2 separate regions of the Homo sapiens genome follow, and region 2 is linked to region 1. A link is an interaction called in ENCODE POLR2A ChIA-PET data of the cell type or tissue named here. Cell type or tissue: GM12878. All regions are shown on one strand.

The links. Peaks named below come from ENCODE experiments on the same cell type or tissue, not always from the same donor. Only the 100,000 strongest peaks of a DNase experiment are listed, where the experiment ranks them.
Region 2: POLR2A ChIA-PET joins it to region 1 with 7 read pairs; 4 of 35 experiments call an interaction of 5 or more read pairs at or near these places.

Annotation. Positions count from the first base shown.
Region 1 is chr11:3,917,404-3,922,403 of GRCh38, reverse strand. The region is part of intron 1 of STIM1 (stromal interaction molecule 1); the gene reads right to left. Among named protein-coding and RNA genes, the nearest start is that of PPIAP40, 26 kb to the right of the region's middle. In GM12878, no CTCF peak of the experiment used is centred here; a DNase peak (open chromatin) is centred at 2,123; H3K4me3 peaks cover 294 bases; H3K27ac peaks cover 776 bases.
Region 2 is chr11:4,004,935-4,009,934 of GRCh38, reverse strand. All of the region lies in intron 2 of STIM1 (stromal interaction molecule 1), which reads right to left. Among named protein-coding and RNA genes, the nearest start is that of RRM1, 87 kb to the left of the region's middle. In GM12878, no CTCF peak of the experiment used is centred here; no DNase peak of the experiment used is centred here.

The DNA.
Region 1 (5,000 bases):
GGGCAAAAAGGCTTGAACAAATAATAAAATCCAGATAATCACCAAAATAATAAATCCAGATATTAAATACACATATACATATCTATATGTCTATATAGATATTCATACATATGTCAAAAGATGCTCTATACATTAGTCACTGGGGAAAAACAAATTAAACCACAATGTGATAACAGTGGTGTTAGCACTCACTAGAATGGCTAAAATAAAAAAGGGAAATACTAGATGTTGAAAAGAAGGTCAGACAACTAGAATTCTCATATTCTGCTTGTAGGAATGTATATTAATATCTATAATTGCATAACAAATTACCCCCAAAATTTAGTTGCTTAAAACAATAAACATTATTTCATACAGTTTCTGAGGGTTACGAATCAAGGAAGTGGCTTAACTGAGTGGCTATGGCTCTGGTCTCTTAGGTTTTAAAAGGCCAATAGCCATCTGATGGTTTGACTGGGGCTGGAGGATTTGCTTTCATGGTGGCTCACTCACATTCCCAGCAAGTCCATGCTGATTGTTGTCAGGAAACACTAGTTCTCCACATGGCCTTTTCCATATGCTTCTTGAGTGTCCTCACAATATATTGATGGGACTTCCGCAGAGTGAATAATTTAAGAGACAGAGAGAAAGCAAAAAGGAAACTGTAGTGCCTTTTATGACCTGATTTCTGAAGTTGTACACTATCATGTTCACTTTATTCTATTTGTTAGAATAGAAAGTGAGGTCCAGCTCAAGGGGAGAGGAATTAGACTCCACCCCTTGATGGAAAGAGTATCAAAGAATTTGTGGACATATTTTAAAACCAAGTATATCCAGTTTGGCAAAGAATGTGACAGTACCCACTGTGGAGCACACACATCTTACCAAGGCCTCCAGTGTGCTAATGCTGTCTGGTTAGCATGATGTTGTCAACGTAATATATCATGGTGATGTTCTATGGCCAGATGGTCCAGGTATCTTTTGACTATATTATGACAAACAGTATAAGAGTAGAAGTGTTTACATATCCCTAGGCAAAACTATAAAGGAATACTGATATGTTCCCCATGAATACAAATAGTTTTTAATCCTTTTTTCTGACTGAAACAGAAAATAATGCGTTTGCCAAATCAATGGCCAAATATCGAAGTATAACCTGCTCTAGCAAAGATATCAAATCCATCATGGCAGCCACATTTGGGGATGCTAAATCAAAATTACTGAAGTCCAGTCATTCTCTGATCAATCCAGTTTTACAGGGGCAGACTAATGAATTAAATATAGATAGGATAGAGACCACCACCTTGCATCTTAAGATACTTAAGGGTAGGTCGGGTGCAGTGGCTCACGTCTGTAATCCCAGCACTTTGGGAAGCCAAGGTGGGCAGATTACCTGAGGTCAGGAGTTCAAAACCAGCCTGGTCAACATGGTGAAACCCCGTCTCTACTAAAAATACAAAAATTAGCCATGCGTAGTGGCGGGTGCCTATAATGCCAGCTACTTGGGAGGCTGAGGCAGGAGAATCACTTGAACCCAGAAGGTGGAGGCTGTAGTGAGCCAAGACTGCACCATTTCACTCCAGCCTGGGAAACAGAACAAGGCTCCATCTCAAAAAAAAAATTAAAAAAAATAAAAAAAAAAAGATACTTCAGGGTAGCACTACTCTCCACCATCTGTCCCAGAAGGTGTTATTGGGTTTGGTTCACTATCTTGGCCAGGAGAGCAGAAGGTAGTTTCCAAGGCTTCCACTTAGCCTTCCCACTATGACACCTCTTATTCAACAGGTCAAGTATCCAGTATGGGTGCTATCTTTAACTGCTGAGTTTGTCAATCCCAATTATACACTTGGGGACAGAGAAAATGACCAGTTGGTAGGTCTGTGGGATAATTCTACTTCAAAAAAAGTATCACAGAAAAGTAACAAGATAAATATATATATTAAAATCATACTAAGTGAAAGAAACCAGACATGATTCCATTTATATGAAATGTTCAGAATAGGCAAATTCATGGAGACAGAAAGTAGACTAATGATTGCCAGAGGATAGAGAATAGGGAGTGTGACTGCTTAATGGGTGCAGTGTTTCTTTTTAGGGTGATGAAAATGTTCTGAAATTAGATAGTGGTAACGGTTACACAAAATTGTTGAAAACCACCAAATTGGGCGGGGCACAATGACTCATGCCTGTAATCACAGCACTTTAGGAGGCTGAGGCAGAAAGACTGCTTGAAGGCAGGACTTTGAAACCAGTCTGGGTAATATGGCAAGACCCCATCTCTACCAAAAAAAAAAAATTGTACACTTCAAAATAATAAGTTTTATGGAATGTGAATTTTTTTTTTAAGAAACAGGGGTCTTGCTCTGCTACTCAGGCTAGAGTACACTGGCGCAATCATAGCTTACTGCAGCCTCAAACTCCTGGGTTCAAGCAATCCTCTCACCTTAGCCTCCTGAGTAGAAAGGGCTAAAGGGGCATGCCACCATGCCAGACTAATTTTTTAATTTTTTGTGCAGACTGATTCTTGCTATGTTGTCCAGGCTGGTCTTGAACCCTTGGACTAAAGGGATCCTCCCACTTCAGCATCCCAAGTAGCAGGGATTACAGGCCTGTACCACCACCAAACTGTTATGTGATTTTTACTTCAATTTTTTAAAAAATCGAATGGTTGTTGGCTGCCTGGTAAACTGGATAGTACGTGAGGGCAGCTTTCATCCTCACTCAATTTATAATACAGAATCCATCCAGCTCACAGCTTTATACACCGTACCATATAGAGCCCCTGCCAAATGCTTAGGATACGAATATATTTCATCACTTACATTAACCAACACATTATAAAGCAACTTCTTCCTGTTCTCTATGAGTCACTATTTAAATTTGAAAGACTCATGGCTTCTAAAAAAAAAACTCAGTTTCAGGCTGGGCATGGTGGCTCACACCTGTAATCCCAGCACTTTGGGAGGCAGAGGCAGGTGGATCACCTGAGGTCAGGAGTTCGAGACCAGCCTGGCCAAGATGGTGAAACCCCGTCTCTACTAAAAATACAAAATTAGCTGGACATGGTGGCGCATGCCTGTAATCCCAGCTACTCGGGAGGCTGAGGCAGGAGAATCACTTGAACCCGGGAGGCAGAGGTTGCAGTAAGCCGAGATCGCACCATTGCACTCCAGCCTGGGCAGTAAGAGCGAAACTCCATCTCAAAAAAACACAGTTTGGTGTTGGGGCTAAGAAAAGTCCTTGGCATCTTCAGCCCCAGACAATGACTGGCTCTGCTACTTACCTCCCTCTCCCTGATTAGAAGGAAAATACAATCTCTATTATAAAATGTCAGAAAGATGCAAAGAAAGGATTCAAGCACTATCCCACCTCAAGCAAATATTTAATGGATAAACTGTCTAGCAGTTTTCAAATTATGCTCTATAGACTCCTCCTCTCCTTCCCTCCCCTGTCCAAGTCTCCTGGCAATATCTACTTCAAGTAGAATTCTACTTTTGTTGAGTTTTAAATATTGGAAACACACTTTTTTTAACAAAAATGGCTTAATTATGTAGTAAACATCTACGAATTTTGTTGACTTAAAACTATTTCCCTACCTCCCAAACCTACCTTTCTGTAAATGTACCTTGATCTTCTTCCCTTAAGGAACCACCTCTTTCCTGTTCTCGATCCACATGGTTCCAGGGAAGCTGACCCTGACCCCTGGGTTCCATGAGTAGAATGGAACTCTGTTGGCCAATTAAAGGCCAGTATTCTCCTGGCCACAGTGATTACTTTAGGATGGGCATAGGACCCAAGCCAAAATCATACCCAGGACCACCAGCACCATCAGGAAAGAGAGGTATTATGTTGTATCTTTCTTTCTTTCTTTCTTTCTTTCTTTTTTTTTTTGAGACAGTGTCTGACTGTCTCCCAGGCTGGAGTGCAGTGGTCTGATCTTGGCTCACTGCAGCCTTGACCTCCCAGGCTCAAGCTCAGTCTCCTGAGTAGCTAGGACTACAGGTACAAGTCTCCTGAGTAGCTAGGACTACAGGTACAAGCCACCACGCCCAGCTAATTTTTGTATTTTTTGTAGAGATGCGATTTCCTCATGTTACCCAGGCTGGTCTCAAACTCCTGGGCTCAAGTGATCCACCTGCCTTGGCCTCCCAAAATGCTAGAATTATAGGCTTGAACCAACATGCCAGGCCTGTTGTATCTTTCAATAAGCTGTTAGGATGCATACCCAAATCTGATATCTTTCTTTGCCACTACATGGGAGAAAGCCTGCCTAAGAATGACACCAGTACAAAGAAAAGCAGAGCCAAAGGGGGAGAGAGTGAGTCCTAATGACATAATTTACCTCCCTGTGTCTAGCTGTGTCTAAAAGTAGAACTACTTCTAGGCTTTCTAGTTACTCAGTCAATAAAGTCCCTCTCTTGGTTAAGTCTGTCTGAATTGTATTTCCGTCACCTGCAAAAGAAAGAGTCACAACAAATGCAAAATTATTTGAATAAAAAATTGAAAATCAACTATCTAGTCAGTAAGCCTCAAACCTTTTCTGAGAATCACAGTCACGAAAGAATCTTTTTAAAAACTCCCAGAAAACTTAGTCTTCGCCTTGATTCTCTATTACATTCCCAAATCTCATTTTATGGTTTCCAAATCACTTTTCCACTGATAACCTCAGCTCATCTTCAAAAACAAAACAAGGCTGGGTACGGTGGCTCACACCTGCAGTCCCAACACTTTGAGAGGCCAAGGCAGGTGATCGTTTGAGTCCAGGAGTTCAACACCAGCCTGGGCAACATGGCAAAATCCTGTCTCTACAAAAAATGCAAAAATTATCCAGACATGGTGGCATGCGCCTGTAGTCCCAGCTACTTGAGAAGCTGAGGTGGGAGGATCGTTTGAACCCAGGAGGTAAAGGTTGCAGTGAACCAAGATCGTGTCACTGCACTCCAGCCTGGCCGACAGAGCCAGACCCTGTCTCAAAAAAAAAAAAAAAAACAGAAACCCTGTGAAGTCAGCATTCACCTTTT
Region 2 (5,000 bases), 88 kb before region 1:
AGGCTGAGGTGAGAGGATTACTTGAACCCAAGATGTTAAGGTTGCGGTAAGCCGTGATCGTACCACTGTACTCCAGCCTGGGCAATAGAGCAAGATCCTGTCTCAAAAAAATAAAAATATCTAGCCACAGTAAGCTCCAATGACTTTAGAATTTTATACAGGAGTGGCTTAAGGACTAACAATTTAATTGGAAAAGGAGAGTGAGAGCTAAGGGACTTGTCATGAGGTTGCATTTGCATAGCAAGCACACTATTTTTATGAAGATTATTCATTACAAATTAATTTTATTTTACTTTATTTATTATTATTATTATTATTATTATTTTGAGATGGAGTCTCACTCTGTCTGCCCAAGCTGGAGTGCAGTGGCATGATCTCAGCTCACTGCAACCTCTGCCCGCCGGGTTCAAGCAATTCTCCTGCCTCAGCCTCCTGAGTAGCTGGGATTACAGGCGCCCACCATCATGCTAATTTTTGTGTTTTTAGTGGAGGCAGGGTTTCAGCATGTTGGCCAGGCTAGTCTCGAACTCCTGATCTCAAGTGATCTGCCTGCCTCGGCCTCCCAAAGTGCTGGGATTACAGGCGTGAGCCACCACACCCGGCCACAAATTAATTTTAAAATGCAACTTTTTTTTTTTTTTTGAGACACTCTTTCCCTGTTGCACAGGCTGGAGTGCAGTGGCGCGATCGCAGCTCACTGCAAGCTCCGCCTCCTGAGTTCACGCCATTCTCCTGCCTCAGCCTTCCAAGTAGCTGGGACTACAGGGGCCTGCCACCACACCCGGCTAATTTTTTTTTTTAATTTTTAGTAGAGACGCGGTTTCACTGTGTTAGCCAGAATGGTCTCGATCTCCTGACCTCGTGATCTGCCCGCCTCGGCCTCCCAAAGTGCTGGGATTACAGGCGTGAGCCACCGCACCCAGCCAAAATGCAACTTTTTATGAAGATGTTTTTATTAACCTTTTACTTAAACTTAAGGAAAAAATCAATTCTCCATATCAAAGAATAAATATATACAGCAGCTCCTCAAATAACACCATTTCTTTCAATGTCATTTCTTTATAACGTCAATGAAAAAAAAATCAATTCCTGGCTGGGGCTACTGTCTGTGTGAAGTTTCCATGCTCTCCCCATGTGTGCATGGGTTTTCTGTGCATTCTCTGATTTCCTCCCACATCCCAAAGATGTACATTTTAGGTGAACTGGCATGTCTCCATGGTCCTAGCCTGAGTGAGTGTGGGTGTGTGAGTGTGCCATGCAATGAAATGGCGTCCTATCCAGAGTTGGTGCCCACCTTGCACCCTGAGCTGCTAGCATAAACTCTGGACACTCTCAACCCTAAACTGAAATAAGTAGGTAAATAATTATAAATAATTATCTTACTTGTTTTTATTAATCTTTCTTAAATGTATATACAGCTCACATTTATTTCAGTGTTTCATATTGTAAGTGTTTTGGTCTTTATTTGTAAGTTTGGTGATGTTTTTGTGACCAGAAATATGCCATAGGAACTTAACCCTTGTTTATAACAAATTAGCCTCTGTTAAAATTGGTTTCATTATATGTCATTCACTTATGACATATGATGGGGATACATTCTAAGAAATGCATCATGTGTCAACATCATAGAGTATGCTAGATGTGTATAGCCTACTACACACCTAGGTTATATGAAATAGCCTATTGCTCCTAGGCTACAAACTTGTACAACATGTTACTGTACTCAATATTGTAGGGAGTTGTAACACAGTAGTAAGTATTTGTGTACCTAAACATATCCAAACATAAAAAAGATATAGTAAAATATATTATAATCTTATGGAACCACATTGCATATGTGGCCCACTGTTGACTGAATGTCCTTATGTGGCCTATGACTATATATAAAATATGTATAATTCATATTATATATGAGTATGAATATATATATGTTATACAATTTGGGGTATCTTAAAGGTTGGGGAGTTGGTGCTAAAGGAGCTATGGAGGTCTCAATCCCCTATCTCTTAGAACTGCTCTTGGAGTACATGACTACATGGCAACAGTCTGCCAGAGCTGCTCCTTCTGAAGAGGTGTGGGCTCTCCATTTTCCCACAGCTCTCACCACTCACAGACTTATGCACATGCATTTATACAGCCCACATTACTCACTTACAATGCCCTCTGACCCTTCAGGGGCACAGTTTGTAATTCCTGTTGTACACTAAAGTACTGAGTTTGAAAGCACAATTCAGATATTAATTGAGATTATTATTGGAAGGAGAGTGAGATAAGGACAGGAAAGTAACAGAAAAAGATTCTTGATCAAAGGTGACTTCTTCTGTGCTCCCATAGTGCCTATGAATACCTTTATCAGTCTTATTAGATGTCTATCTCCCCTGCCAAACCATATACCCTCAACGGAAGTTCCCAGTTACCCAGCCACAAGCTGGGTACTAGCACCCAAGAATATTATATTGAGCTGTAACTTTGATGTTCAATATACTTGAAGTAGGCATTACCACATCTTACTTTGAACACTGTCCCACATCCAGCTAATAGCTAAAGTCTGATTTAAGACAAAGTTTAAAAGTAACGAAAGGTGATAACAAAGCTAAACAGGCAGCTTTTGGATCCCACCAAAGGGATTTACTATTTCAGACTTAGAACAAGCAGCTCTTCTCTCAGGAATACCTAAGGAGGCTCCCCAAGAGTCCTGCCTTACCATGGGGAATGCAACATTGGCTAGAACTATACAGCTCAATAGTTCTACAAAGAGCCAAGCTACCAGCTGTCAGTAAGTATATTTAGTTCCATGCGCCCAGAAAAATGATCTCCCAGGAGGTGGCACATGGCATAAACCCATCCCAAGTGTCAAGCAGTAGTGAAGTAGTGAGAGTGGGAGCAGAGAAGAGGGGAGACATCTCTCTATAATTTCTACAAAATAGGCCCAGCCAGCTTGATCCACCAGAGAAGAGAATTCACTGACATAAAGCCAGAAGAAGAGCAGCACACCTTTGGGTACAGCAATCTGGATGGCTTTCCTGGGTTCTTCCTTAGAATCAATAACACTTCCCTCCCCTTTCCAACCTTGTTCCCTACTACTTACCTTCCATATTTCCCAAACCAAATTGTCCCACCTCCATTCCCACTTTCTCTGCTGCTCTCCAACCCCCATCCAGCCCACAATATTTAGAACCCTACATTAGTCCATTATTACATTGCTATAAAGAAATACCTGTGGCTGGGCACAGTGGCTCACACCTGTAATCCCAGCACTTTGGGAACCAGAGGTGGGCAGATCACTTGAGGTCAGGAATTCAAGACCAGCCTGGCCAACATGGTCAAATCCCGTCTCTACTAAAAATATAAAAAATAGCTGCCATCATGGCTTGTGCCTGTAATCCCAGCTACCTGGGAGGGTGAGGAAGGAGAATCGCTTGAACCCAGGAAACAGAAGTTGCAGGGAGCCGAGATTGTGCCACTGCACTCCAGCCTGGGCAACAGCATGAGACTCCGCCAAAGAAAATTTTAAAAAGAAAGAAAAAAAGAAATACCTGAGACTGGGTAATTTATAAGAAAAGAGGTTTAATTGGCTCACCATTCCGCAGGCTGTACAGGAAGCATAGCAGCTTCTGCTTCTGGGGAGGCCTTGGGAAACTTACAATCAAGGCAGAAGGTGAAAGGGAAACAGACACACCATACACAGCCAGAGCAGGAGGAAGAAAGAGCAAAGGGGGAGGTGCTACCACACTTCTAAATGACCAGATCTCATGAGAACTCACTCACTATTCAATACTGAGAGGGGATGGTGTTAAACAATTCATGAGAACATCACCCCGATAATCCAATCACTCCTAACAGCCCCACCTCCAGCACTGGGGATTACAATTCAACACGAGATTTGGTGGGGACACAGAACCAAGCCATATCAAACCCATAAGTCACATGTTCCAGATCTGAAAAGTTTACCAACTCTTATTTACCTCTTGAACATCTAGCAAGGAAGCATACCATATTTCAGGTACAATAGCTCTAAATGTCATTTACAGAGTTCTAGGACATGTACGTTTCATGAGTGAAATATCTGTTTCCACTGAGATCAGAAGCTGTTGCTCAAGGCAGGGATACAGCAGTCATTTCTCACTTATCTTTGTACGTCTAGTCTCTTTTCTGTCAGTCTATCTACCATATTAGACACTAGAATAATCTTTTTTATTATTATTATTATACTTTAAGTTTTAGGGTACATGTGCACAATGTGCCGGTTAGTTATATATGTATACATGTGCCATGCTGGTGTGCTGCACCCATTAACTCGTCATTTAGCATTAGGTATATCTCCTAAAGCTATCGCTCCCCCCTCCCCCCACCCCACAACAGTCCCCAGAGTGTGATGTTCCCCTTCCTGTGTCATGTGTTCTCATTGTTCAATTCCCACCTATGAGTGAGAACATGCGGTGTTTGGTTTTTTGTCCTTGCGATAGTTTACTGAGAATGATGATTTCCAATTTCATCCATGTCCCTACAAAGGAGATGAACTCATCTTTTATGGCTGCATAGTATGCCATGGTGTATATGTGCCACATTTTCTTAATCCAGTCTATCATTGTTGGACATTTGGGTTGGTTCCAAGTCTTTGCTATTGTGAATACTGCCACAATAAACATACGCGTGCATGTGTCTTTATAGCAGCATGATTTATAGTCCTTTGGGTGTATACCTAGTAATGGGATGGCTGGGTCAAATGGTATTTCTAGTTCTAGATCCCTGAGGAGTCGCCACACTGACTTCCACAATGGTTGAACTAGTTTACAGTCCCACCAACAGTGTAAAAGTGTTCCTATTATTCCACATCCTCTCCAGCACCTGTTGTTTCCTGACTTTTTAATGATTGCCATTCTAACTGGTGTGAGATGCTATCTCATTGTGGCTTTGATTTGCATTTCTCTGATGACCAGTGATGATGAGCATTTTCTCATGTGTTTTTTGGCTGCATAAATGTCTTCTTTTGAGAAGTG